Linked DNA regions of Homo sapiens: region 2 is linked to region 1. A link is a contact called in ENCODE Hi-C or POLR2A ChIA-PET data. All regions are on one chromosome and are shown on one strand. Each heading gives the region's core, a stretch centred on a gene start or an enhancer-like site at or near the end of the contact. The rest is flanking DNA. Distances are from core to core; before and after follow the strand shown.

What was found. A loop is a pair of places that touch in the nucleus more often than their neighbours do. ChIA-PET counts read pairs that join two places held with the same protein, here RNA polymerase II (POLR2A). Pooled maps may share reads with other maps.
Region 2: a pooled map shows a loop between it and region 1 (11-fold over the local background). The contact joins the promoter of MTCH2 here to the promoter of ATG13 in region 1. A Hi-C loop is called at or near these places in 2 of 37 single-sample maps with no recorded cell type and 7 of 50 pooled maps. POLR2A ChIA-PET finds 5 or more read pairs at or near these places in 1 of 52 experiments (activated naive CD4-positive, alpha-beta T cell).

What each region holds. Positions count from the first base shown.
Region 1 is chr11:46,614,270-46,619,940 of GRCh38, forward strand. It overlaps ATG13 (autophagy related 13), which reads left to right and starts at 3,284. Exons shown (of 19, transcript NM_001346311.2): 1 at 3,284-3,621. HARBI1 (harbinger transposase derived 1) reads right to left here and starts at 2,958. Exons shown (of 3, transcript NM_173811.4): 1 at 2,855-2,958; 2 at 1,299-2,112. The coding sequence starts at 1,968. RefSeq lists an enhancer at 3,091-3,270 and a silencer at 3,250-3,544.
Region 2 is chr11:47,640,394-47,646,064 of GRCh38, forward strand. MTCH2 (mitochondrial carrier 2) reads right to left here and starts at 2,166. Exons shown (of 13, transcript NM_014342.4): 1 at 1,986-2,166. The coding sequence starts at 2,072. RefSeq lists a silencer at 2,087-2,356.

The sequences.
Region 1 (5,671 bases), core at 2,034-4,533:
ATACAAAATTAGCTGGGCATAGTGGCGCATGCCTATAATCCCAGCTACTCAGGAGGCTGAGGCAGAATTGCTTGAACCTGGGAGGCGGAGGTTGCAGTGAGCCAAGATCGCACCATTGCACTCCAGCCTGGGCAAAAAGAGCAAAACTCTGTCTCAATAATAATAATAATAATAATTTTTTTTTACGTTGGTGTGGTGGCTTACAGCCATATTCCCAGAGCTTTGGGAGGCTCAGATGGGAGGATAGCTTGAGGCCAGGAGCTCAAGACTAGTCTGGTCAACATAGTGAGACTCTGCCTCTACACAAAATAAAAAAAATAAAAATAAAATAAGAAAAAAAAGTTTAATTGTTTTGGAGACAGGGTCTTGCTATCTTGCTCAGGCTGGTCTCAAGGTCCAGGCTCAAGTGATCCTCTTGCCTTAGCCTCCCAGATAGTTGGAATTACAATTACCAGTTGTACTAGTACGTGCCACTGTGCTGGCTCTAACAGTATGCTTTAAAGTTTTAATAATGTCTATTAAATGTTGATTTTTTAAAAATTAAGGCTAAGAAAATTCTCACCTGAGGTCTCATAAAAAACTGACAGGACTGAGACTCAGCTCTACAGACTGCCATATCTCATTCTACTCCACTACATAATTTTTCTTTTTCTTTTTTTTGAGATGGAGTTTTGCTCTTGTTGCCCAGGCTAGAGTGCACTGGCGCGATCTTGGCTAACCGCAACCTCCGCCTCCCGGGTTCAAGCGATTCTCCTGCCTCAGCCTCCCGAGTAGCTGGGATTGCAGGCATGCGCTACTACGCCCGGCTAATTTTGTATTTTTAGTATAGACGGGGTTTCTCCATGTTGGTCAGGCTGGTCTTAAACTCCCAACCTCAGGTGATCTGCCTGCCTCGGCCTCCCAAAGTGCTAGGATAACAGGCATGAGCTACACGTGCGGTCCCTTTTCTTTCTTTCTTTTTTTTTTTTTGAGATGGAGTTTTTGCTCTGTTGCCCAGGTGGGGGTGCAATGGCGCCATCTCGGCTCACTGCAACCTCTGCCTTCTGGGTTCAAGCGATTGTCCTGCCTCAGCCTCCCGAGTAGCTGGAACTACAGGCGCCTGCCACCATGCCCAATTTTTGTATTTTTAGTAGAGACAAGATTTCACCATGTTGGCCAGGCTGGTCTCCAGCTCTTGACCTCAGGTGATCTACCGCCTCAGCCTCCCAAAGTGCTGGGGTTGTGTGAGCCACCGCCCCCAGCCTACATAACTTTTCTATGCCTCCAAACAAAATGAAAATTCACACTTGCAAACTTACCCAGAAGCCAGCTATCTTTGTGCATACCCGCTTCAAACTGACTACTGAGGGAAGACTGCTGCAGCACAGCACAGTCCTGTAGGCTGCCGGGCCAGTTTGTCTCCACGGTCATTAGTGTCCCTCTAATGTCACACACCATCAGGCAGTTTAAAGAATGCAGGCCTTTTCGGTTCACATAGGAGAGGTCTTCAGCATTTGGTGCCTTGATGGCCACATGGATACAGTCAACCACCCCCATCACCCCTGGCATCCCTGCCAACCCATAGAATTCATCCTTCAGAGCCTGAATGGAGGCTTCATCAGCTGGAAAGCGAATGAACTGTGAGGCCCTTTCCACAAGTGCTTCAGTGACATTGGCAACACAACGACTCATAGACGCCTGACTGATTCCAATGGCATCTCCCATCCGAGTCTGGAAGGAACCTGAGGTATAAAAACCCAATGCTGCAAGGACCTGTGTCTCTGGGCTAATAGCCCTGGATCGCTGAGTAGGCCTAGAAAGATTCGCCCCCAAGAGCTCCACCAAGTAATAAATGAACTGCCGTGGAAACCCATACATGGACATCAAGTATTCATCAGTCACATCATCCAGCTTAAAACGGTCCAATGTCCGGTGACCACGGCCATATAGCAAGAGGTCACAGTCAAGCACTGTTATTGGTATAGCCATGGTAAATGTGAATGTTGGCTCTCCTCTTTGCTTTTTCTGAACTGTTCCCAATGAAGATGTTGGTGCAAGAACGTATTTTTAAGAAAGTATCAGAATCCAACAGCTAACCACAGTTAAATGGCTCTGCCATTTATAATCTTCTCTCTGTAAATGTTAAAAGAAAAAACATTAGGAACCTACCAAAGACTTTAAAGTGACTCAAAGGCTGGAGCAGCTCCTTTTCTACAAATTTCCATTTTGTTGAGGCAAAACGTACTGTACTTACAACTCCGGATTTTTCTCCACTAACTCATGGCTGCACGACAGGCTTGCTCTGATTCAAGGATAATGGGAATTCAATCTTTGTGGCTCATTTAATGCTTGGCATTTCAATTGAGAACACCAAAAGAATAATGGAGGTGATGACATAATTATTCACAAGGTAAAAGAGGTCGGCTTCTAACTATATAGGCCAAGAAGCAGCTGACATATGTCATAACCACCTTGGGTAAGAATTGGTCACGGGTTTCATTATCCAAAGACTTCTGGTTTCACCTGACAAATACAGGACAGATGCTGGGGTGTTCAAACCAGTCTAACAAGAAAAGAAGGGGCAAAAAAAAAAAAAAAAAAAAAAAAAAAAAAACAACCAAAGTCCACAACCCAGCCTTATGGACGTACACTGTGTGCTGTAACAAAAGGCTTTTCCCTCACTCCAAGAACTCCAAATCGTGAACCTGAGGGCCAGGAAGTACGGAAGACCAGACACATTGGAAGTCGGGAGCGAAAAAGAGGCTGGCCGAACCAGGTTTGGGAAGCGACTCTGCCACTTTTAAAGGGCACCCTAAAAACGGATGTCAAAGTCTGATTGCGCCGGCCACTCAGTTAGCCCAGGCCCGTCACCCACCTCTCCGCGGCTGCCAGGTTACCAGCCACACTTCCCACCCACCCAGCCGGGTTGGGCCCTCCTCCGGAACCGGCGACTGCACAGAGGCCGCCACGGCGCGCAACAGCGGCACCGCCCCTTCCGCGTCAGCGCCCGCCCCGCGCCGCGCCCTCACTGCCGCTGCCGCGGCTACCTGCGGTTCATCTCCGCACATTCCACACGCGGCCCAAACGGTCTCTCTCTCTCTCTCTCAAACACCGCCTTTCCGTCTTTGTTTTATCTTGAGTAGCTTAGAAAGATTGGAGAAGAAAGCTTACGTGGAATGAAAATCAACTTTTATGGATATTTTGAGGACTAAAAGAATAAATAGGGCGTCCGTACTGTAGCGAAAGTGCGACTAAGGTTAGGCATCTGGATTTCCCCCGTAGCCCTCTTTCACCCCCCCCCCCCGGCCATTACCGAAGCGGATGAAAACAAACACTAACGATGGCGGCGCCGGGAAGCGACCGGCTGCTGGGCTTAAGGCGGGAGTGACCGCTTAACCAGTGAGGGAAGCACTGAAGAGCGCCAGTCGACGTGGGTGCGACAACTCGCGGAGTCTTAGGAGCAAAACGTCTGGGGCCTGCGAGCCAGGACCCTTCTGAAGCCTTAGGTGTCTATCGGCGACGTGTACGGTCACTGCAGCTCCGGAGCGCGGAACCCTCAGCCAGGAGGCGCGGCTGGTCGGTCCCAGGTCCCGGCCTCCGTAATGAGAGCCCGGAACCACTCTTTGTGCCGCAGCTTCGCAGGTACTAACTTTTGCGGGGGATACCCCAAGATCTCTCAGCGCCCCCGGGTGGGAGGCTGTGGATCTGCGGCCCCTTGGCTGCTGCTTCGTGGAAGTAGAAGGGATTAGCCACGGTTCAATCCCCTGGGCCCCTGAGTTTTCTGTGGGAAGTTGAGTTGGTCTAGGCCCCGTTGGCCCCTGCTTGTTTGGCAGAGAATCCCCTCCACCCCAGAGCTTTCCTCTCCACTTTTTCAGCTCCTTGGGTTAGGTCGTCAGGCGTTTTGGAGGTAATTTGGGGGGCCATAACTCCGGGGTTGGGTGCCAATATGAGTGAGGTAGGTTTTCATTCAATCAAGATTTGCTGAGTGCCAAATATGTACTCCGCGTGTAGGTGAGGGTGACTGTTGACTAGTGAAAAAAGGGACCCATGGTTCACGACTGTCTTCTTACTGGCAGTGGAACGACCTGTGGAAACCTGTGATCCATTCTCATTAAATAAATCTCTGGGTAAGTGGCTAAGCACCTTCTTGAGCTCATCACTAATTCTTCCCAGTTTTCACTTTTCCAGTGAGTTCCCAGTTAGCCTGGTCAATTCAGCGTAGCATTTCACTTTTGGTATTTCTTCGTTCTCTGGCCACCCCGCAGCCAAAAAGAAAAAAGAGATTTTAAAAAATTACCTATTTTCTCATTACACTTAGTTTAAAACTCATCTCCTAAGGTGATAGAATTTATTGGACACCTTTAGTGGGAGATGTATTATAATAAGAAACAACAAGCTCTTCCTTTACACTAAATTAGCTTCCAGATTTTGTGTGTTGTTTTATGACTGTTAGTCCTTTTCATGTGTGCATGTAGTGGCTCCAGCTCAATTATGAGGTTTTTTTTTTGTTGTTTTCAACTCTCCATTTATCAGCTCAGGAGAAGTCTTTTAGTTTTTTAGATTTTAAAATTTTTATTATTATTATTAGAGATAAGGTATTGCTGTGTTACCCAAGCTGGAGTACAGTGGCGCCTTCATAGCTAACTTTAATCTCAAACTCCTGGGCTCAGGGAATCCTCCCACCTCAGCCTTCTAAAGTGTTGGAGTTACATGCATAAGCCACAGAGTCCGGCCCAGGAGCTTAATCTCGAAGGAAGTTTACTTGAACTTTAGGTGTGGAATATTCGAAAGTAACTTCCAACATGGGGTGTGGAGCTAAGTAAGATGAATTTACATAAACCGTCATTTTTCCTGCATGTGCTTAGTGGAGGAGAGTGCATAGAGTTGCTGGTCATTGCTTCCTATCAAATTGTGGAAACCAATAAAAACTGAAAATATTCTGCGAGAGAATAGAGGTACTGTAGCCAGGAGGAATGCAAAGGAGGCTGCCCAGAGGGAATCAAACCTTTCTAAAGTTTGGGTTTTAAATATTTAAAAGGATTTTAAGTCCCTAAAGGGATTTAAAGGTTATTTTAAATAATTAGCTGATTTTTTTTTAATGTCCTTGGAAGGTAGATTTCTTGCTTTTTTTTTTTTTTTTTTTTTTTTTTTTTGAGACGGAGTTTCACTCTGGTTGCCCAGGCTAGAGTGCGGTGGCGGGAACTCGGCCCACTGCAACCTCTGCCTCCCGGGTTCAAGCGATTCTCCTGCCTCAGCCTCCTGAGTAGCTGGGATTACAGACATGTGCCAGCACGCCCAGCTAATTTTGTATTTTTAGTAAAGATGGGGTTTCTCCATGTTAGTTAGGCTGTTTGTTCTTGAACTCCCGACCTCAGGTTATCCACCCGCCTTGGCCTCCCAAAGTGCTGGGATTACAGACATGAGCCACCACTCCTGGCCGATTTCTTGCTTTTAACTGAAGAGTAAATGTGGGCCAGTTTATTAAAAATCCTCTGAAGGGGCCGGGCAGGGTGGCTTACACCTGTAATCCCAGCACTTTGGGGGGCCGAGGCAGGCGAATCATGAGGTCAGGAGTTCAAGACCAGCCTGGCCAACAAGGTGAAACCCCGTCTCTACTAAAAATACAAAAAGTTAGCTGGACGTAGTGTTGGGCGCCTGTAATCCCACCTACTCGGGTGGCTGAGGCAGGAGA
Region 2 (5,671 bases), core at 916-3,415, 1.0 Mb after region 1:
AACCATTTTTATTTTTATTTAGTTACTTATTTATTTTTTGGAGACAGAGTTTCGCTCTTGTCGCCCAGGCTGGAGTGCAGTGGCACGATCTAGGTCACTGCAACCTCCATCTCCCAGGTTTAAGCCATTCTCGTACCTCAGCCTCCTGAGTAGCTGGGATTACAGGCACCCACCACCACACCCAGCTAATTTTTGTATTTTTAGTAGAGAGGGGGTTTTGCCATGTTGGCCAGGCTAGTCTTTAACTCCTGACCTCAGGTGAACCGCCTGTTTCAGGCTCCCAAAGTGTTGGGATTTACAGGCGTGAGCCACCGTGCCCGGCCCAAGTAACTATTTTTACAACTGAGCATTTGGGAATTTCACCAAAACTCCTGGGCTACTTGGCAACACATAGATGTTGTGAAATCAGAATTAAGAATATTCAAAGTTTTTGGGGCAAGAGCTCTGAACATCATTAGAAAACCCCGTCTCCCAGAGAAGTATTGAGTAGTGGGTTCTTTTTTGTTTTGTTTTGTTTTTTTGAGGCTGAGTTTTGCTCTGTTGCCCAGGCTGGAGTACAATGGCGCGATCTCGGCTCACTGCAACCTTCACCTCCCGGGTTCAAGCGATTCTCCTGCCTCAGCCTCCCGACTAGCTGGGATTACGTGCACGCACCACCACACCTGGCTATATTTTGTATTTTTAGTAGAGACGGGGTTTCACCATGTTGGTCAGACTGGTCTCAAACATCGACCTCGTGATCCGCTCACCTCGGCCTCCCAAAGTGCTGGGAAGGCGTGAGCGAACGCGCCCGGCCCCAAGGGTTCTTACTATATACTGCAACATGCTGTCACCTCCGATGCTATCTAGCCCCAAATGTGCCAATTCTGTTTTGGATGTTACAGTACATTCTAATCAGTCTTTGTTCTAAGTACAAAGAATTTATTTGCAATAGCCTTTAACATATGGAATCTGAATTCACACAGGTCTACTCAGCAAGAAATAATTTGGATTCCCAACAACTCAAGAATAAGAAATGGGGCCCTCTCTAGTGTCTTGCCTATTTTTTACAGAAAAGTAGACGGCGAGACAGGGGTTCTAAAAACTGTTCCATTCCTAGGCACAGTGCATGAGGTAATTATGTCAACTCTCAGTAAAAGCATAAAAAAAAGAATGACCTGCCCATTACAGGGATATAGCAAAGGAACTGGAAACACTAAGTCTATCACTTACTTGGCCTACCTGCATGTGAATATAAAATACCATGTAATAATTATTTGACAGTAGATTAGAAACTAACTCCCATGTTTAAACTCGCTAAAACTCAGCTTCACTAATTTCCAGCTCTGACAAATGTGATTTTCATTGTCAGGAGCCACATGGGCCGCTGCTGGAAAGCGCTCAATGCATCCTTCCGAAATCTGACAGAGCAACCCCTTCATTAACACTTCTGAATGAGCTCCTTGTGTTTCTCTCAGTATCTGGTGCGAAAACCTCGGAACAGAAAAGCAGTAGTAACAGTAGCATAAAAAGAAAAAAAAAAGGAATAAAAAATAAAATGTTGGTTCCCACCTAACTTCACATTTGTCTTCAACTGAGTATTTCGTGTTTTGCGTCTGAGATTTTGGGGGGAGTAGTGGTGAATGTGAATTTCGGAGGGGCGAGAGGGAGGGTTCGGAAGCCTTTGGTGGCGACCGGCCAGGATCCACCTCAGTGACGAAGAACCAAAGTTCAGAGGATCCGCCGGGCAGGGCAGGGCCGGGTGGCGGTTGGCTAAGGGAGGAGAGGGCCTCAACGCTGGGCGGCGAGGCGAGGGCTCGGCGAGGCCCCCAAGCGGGGCCGCGGGACTGAGGAAGCTGTCCCTGCGGGGAGGTAAAGGGCAGCGGAGGAGCAGCAGCATCTCGGGAGAATGAAAGGCCCGCAAGGCTGAGCCGATCCTCAGGCGCCCTGAGCAGCAGCGACCGAACGGGGCGCCGGGCGGGGTAGGGAGCGGCGACGCCTCATACCTGGATGAGCACTTTCACGTACATGAGCGGCTGGGACAGGATGGTGAGACCGGAGCCCAGGAGCACCTGACTGGCCGCGTCCGCCATGATGGCACCCGCGGGCGGACGGACAGACAGACGGAGCCACCAAGCGACCCGGTGAGCCGGTCCTAGGTCACGTGCCAGGGCCGCCGGTTTCACTGGCCCGCCCGCGGCGCGCGCGCACGCACGCAGCAGCACGCGCCTCTCCGCCCAGTCCCCGCCCCCCCGTCCCGCCCCGAGAAACGGCAGGCGCTCGCGAGGGGGCGCTGAGGTCGGGGCGGGGCTTAAGGGACAGAGGCGCATGCGTTCTGCCGGGGGCTCGCCCTTCACCAGGAATGACGGTTTCTCTTGCACATGCGCTTCCAGGCCGCAAGTGTCCGGAAACAGAAGAATGGGAGTGTCAGTGGGGGAGTGTGACCGTGACGGCAGAGGCAAGGTCAGAGGACTGAAAAGAAATTGAAAAGGATTCTTCATTATGCTTCATCTCTGCACTTGCCTTTTGGGCATCATCAACATAGGATTCAAAAGATACTCAGCATCAGAGCCGTAACAGTCTCGTGACTGACAAACTCTAAATAAGTATAGCAAATAATGAATCCGCTAGCGAGTGGCTTTTCATTCATTTATTCGTTTGATTAATGTTATCTTTTCAAAAAAACCTTCTCTGACCATTCTAAAATTACCTCCCCCTTTTCTTTTTCTTTCTTTTTTTTTTTTTTTTTGAGACGGAGTCTCGCTCTGTCACCCAGGCTGGAGTGCAGTGGCCCGATCTCAGCTCACTGCAACCTTCGCCTCCCAGGTTCAAGCAATGCTCCTGCCTCAGCCTCCCTAGTAGCTGGGATTACACGCACACGCCACCACGCCCGGCTAATTTTTGTCTATTTAGTAGAGACGGGGTTTCACGATGTTGGCCGGGCTGGTCTCAAACTCCTGACCTCGTGATTCACCCGCCTTGGCCTCCCAAAGTGCTGGGATTACAGGAGTGAGGAGCCATCGCGCCTGGCCACCTCCCTCTTATTTTCTCCCACATTGTGCCCCGTCGTAGCATTATCACTGAAATTATGTCTCCTCCACTGGAATGAAAGCTCCATGAGTTCAGGAACCGTGACAGCCTCTGTTCACGGTTGTGTTTTCAGTGCCCAGCACATACGAGGTGCTCAATAAATATTTATTGCACAAGTGAACAAATACTTCAGTGCCTACCAGTCTACAGGCTATCAGAGGCAAAAGTGAAAAAGGCATTGTCCCTGCTCCTTCAGCCCCAGCTCACGTGTTCTATCAAACAACATTTGGTGAATCTGAGCTTGGAGCAGAGTGAAGTACTGTAGGGGAAAGACTTGGATTTGGATCCTGGCTTTTCCACTGCATCCATTTGTCATTTTAGCTACTTTAATTTCCAGTTTTTGTATCTAAATCTAACACTACTGTGTATCTCTCAGGGTTATTATGAGCATTAAGTGAAATTATGCATAGGAAAGGGTTTTTTTTAAAAAACTTTATATTGAAATACAGATATTGGCTGGGCACGGTGGCTCACACCTGTAATCCCAACACTTTAGAAGGCTGAGGTGGGTGGATCACCTGAGGTCGGGAGTTCAAGACCAGCCTGACCGACATGGTGAAACCCCATCTGTACTAAAAGTACAAAAATTAGTTGGGTGTGATGGCGGGTGCCTGTAATCCCAGCTACTCGGGAGGCTGAGGCAGGAGAATCGCTTGAACTCGGGAGTTGGAGGTTGCAGTGAGCCAAGATTGCGCCATTGCACTCCAGCCTGGGTGACAGGGCGAGACTCAGTCTCAAAAGAATAAATAAATAAAAAATAAAGTTGTAAGAAACAAGTTGCTTCTAACTGAATCTAGAAACATAAAGCTGAGCCAGAGAGACTATTTAGCAGGGGATTCTTTTCTTTTTTTTTTTGAGACAGGGTCTCTCTTTGTCACCCAGGCTGGAGTGCAGTGGTGCAATCTCGGCTCACTGCAACCTCCACCTCCTGGGCTCAAGCGATCCTCCTACCTTAGTCTCCCAATTAGCTGGGACCACAGGTGTGCACCACCATGCCCAGCTATTTTTTTTGTATTTTTAGTAGAGATGGGGTCTCGCCATGTTGCCCCAGGCTGGTCTCAAACTCTTGAACTCAAGTGATCCACCTGCCTCCCAAAGTGCTGGGATTACAGGTGTGAGTCACCACACCTGGTTGGATTATTTATTCTTGGATTTGTGCATTGATGGTGCCAAATAATATTGCCTTGTCCCACTGATGCTAGTGAGCATGGGGAGGCACAGAGCCTCTTGCCAGGGGTGGGTGGTTGGGGGATTCAGTCTGCTCCACAATATTTTCCAATGGTGTGAGGCAGAAGCTGCTGATGAGGTTTTGGGAAGAATCTGCAGAGAATAGGTAACCGAAGTCAGCAGTATAGATAAGGGAAGAGGTGCTATGTACAGCTGCCTAGGCTGTGCACTGCATAACTCAGAGTGGGGCCAGTCACAAAGACTATGATCTGAATGGCATTCCCTGATACAGTTCAGTATGATGACCCTAAGATGGGTTATATTTGCTGACCCATATTGCAGTGGTGAGAGGAATAACGGAAGTCAAAAGGGGCAGAATTAACTGGGAAGGAAACAGAACTAGAACAGCATGTCACTGAAGTCAACAGAAAAGTTTGGAAAAAGAAAGGATAGTCAATATGTCAAAAGCTTCCAAGAGGTCAATAATGAAGCCCAGAAGCCGGGCGCGGTGGCTCACGCCTGTAATCCCAGCACTTTGGGAGGCTGAGGTGGGCGGATCACCTGAGGTCAGGAGTTCAAGACCAGCCTGACCAACATGGAGATAACCCATCTCTACTAAAAAACAAAATTAGCCGGGCGTGGTGACACATGCCTATAATCCCAGGTACTCGGGAGGCTGAGGCAGGAGAATCGCTTGAACCCGGGAGGCGGAGGTTGCAGTGAGCCGAGATCATGCCATTGCACTCCAGCCTGGGCAACAAGAGTGAAACTCCATCTCAGAAAAAAATGAAGCCCAGGGAAGGCTGAATGGATTTACCAGTTAAAAGCCTCTTGGGAGCAGGGCACATGCCTGTAATCCCAGCACTTGGGTGGATTGCTTTGAGCTCGGGAGTTTGAGACCAGCCTGGGCAACATAGTGAAACCCCGTCTCTGCAAAAAAGAAAAAAAAATTAATTGAGCATGGTGGCTTGCACCTGTAGTCTCAGCTTCTTAGGAGGCTGAGGTGGGAGGATTGCTCGAGCCTGGGAAGCAGAGGTTACAGTGAACCGAGATTGTACCACTGCACTCCAGCCTGGGGGACAGAGTAAGAGCCTGTCTTGAAGAAAAAAAAAAAAGTCTCCTGGACTGGGAGGCGGTCTGACTTGGGAGAGAGATCACGTAATTGTCCAGTGGGTTCTTCCTGCCTGCTGCACAGACAAAATCAGTTCACTGAGACTGTGGCATTACAGTAAAGAAAGAGTTTAATTAACACAGTGTGGGCCATGTGGAAGAACTTAAGTTATCGCTCAAATCACTCTCCCCGACGGCTCAGAGGTGAGGGTTTTTCAAGGATGCTTTGGTGGCAGGGGGCTCAAATGGGGAATGTTGATTGGTTGGGGATGAAATCATAGGGGTATAGAAAGCGGTCCTTGACAGCCTCTGGATGGAGGCCACA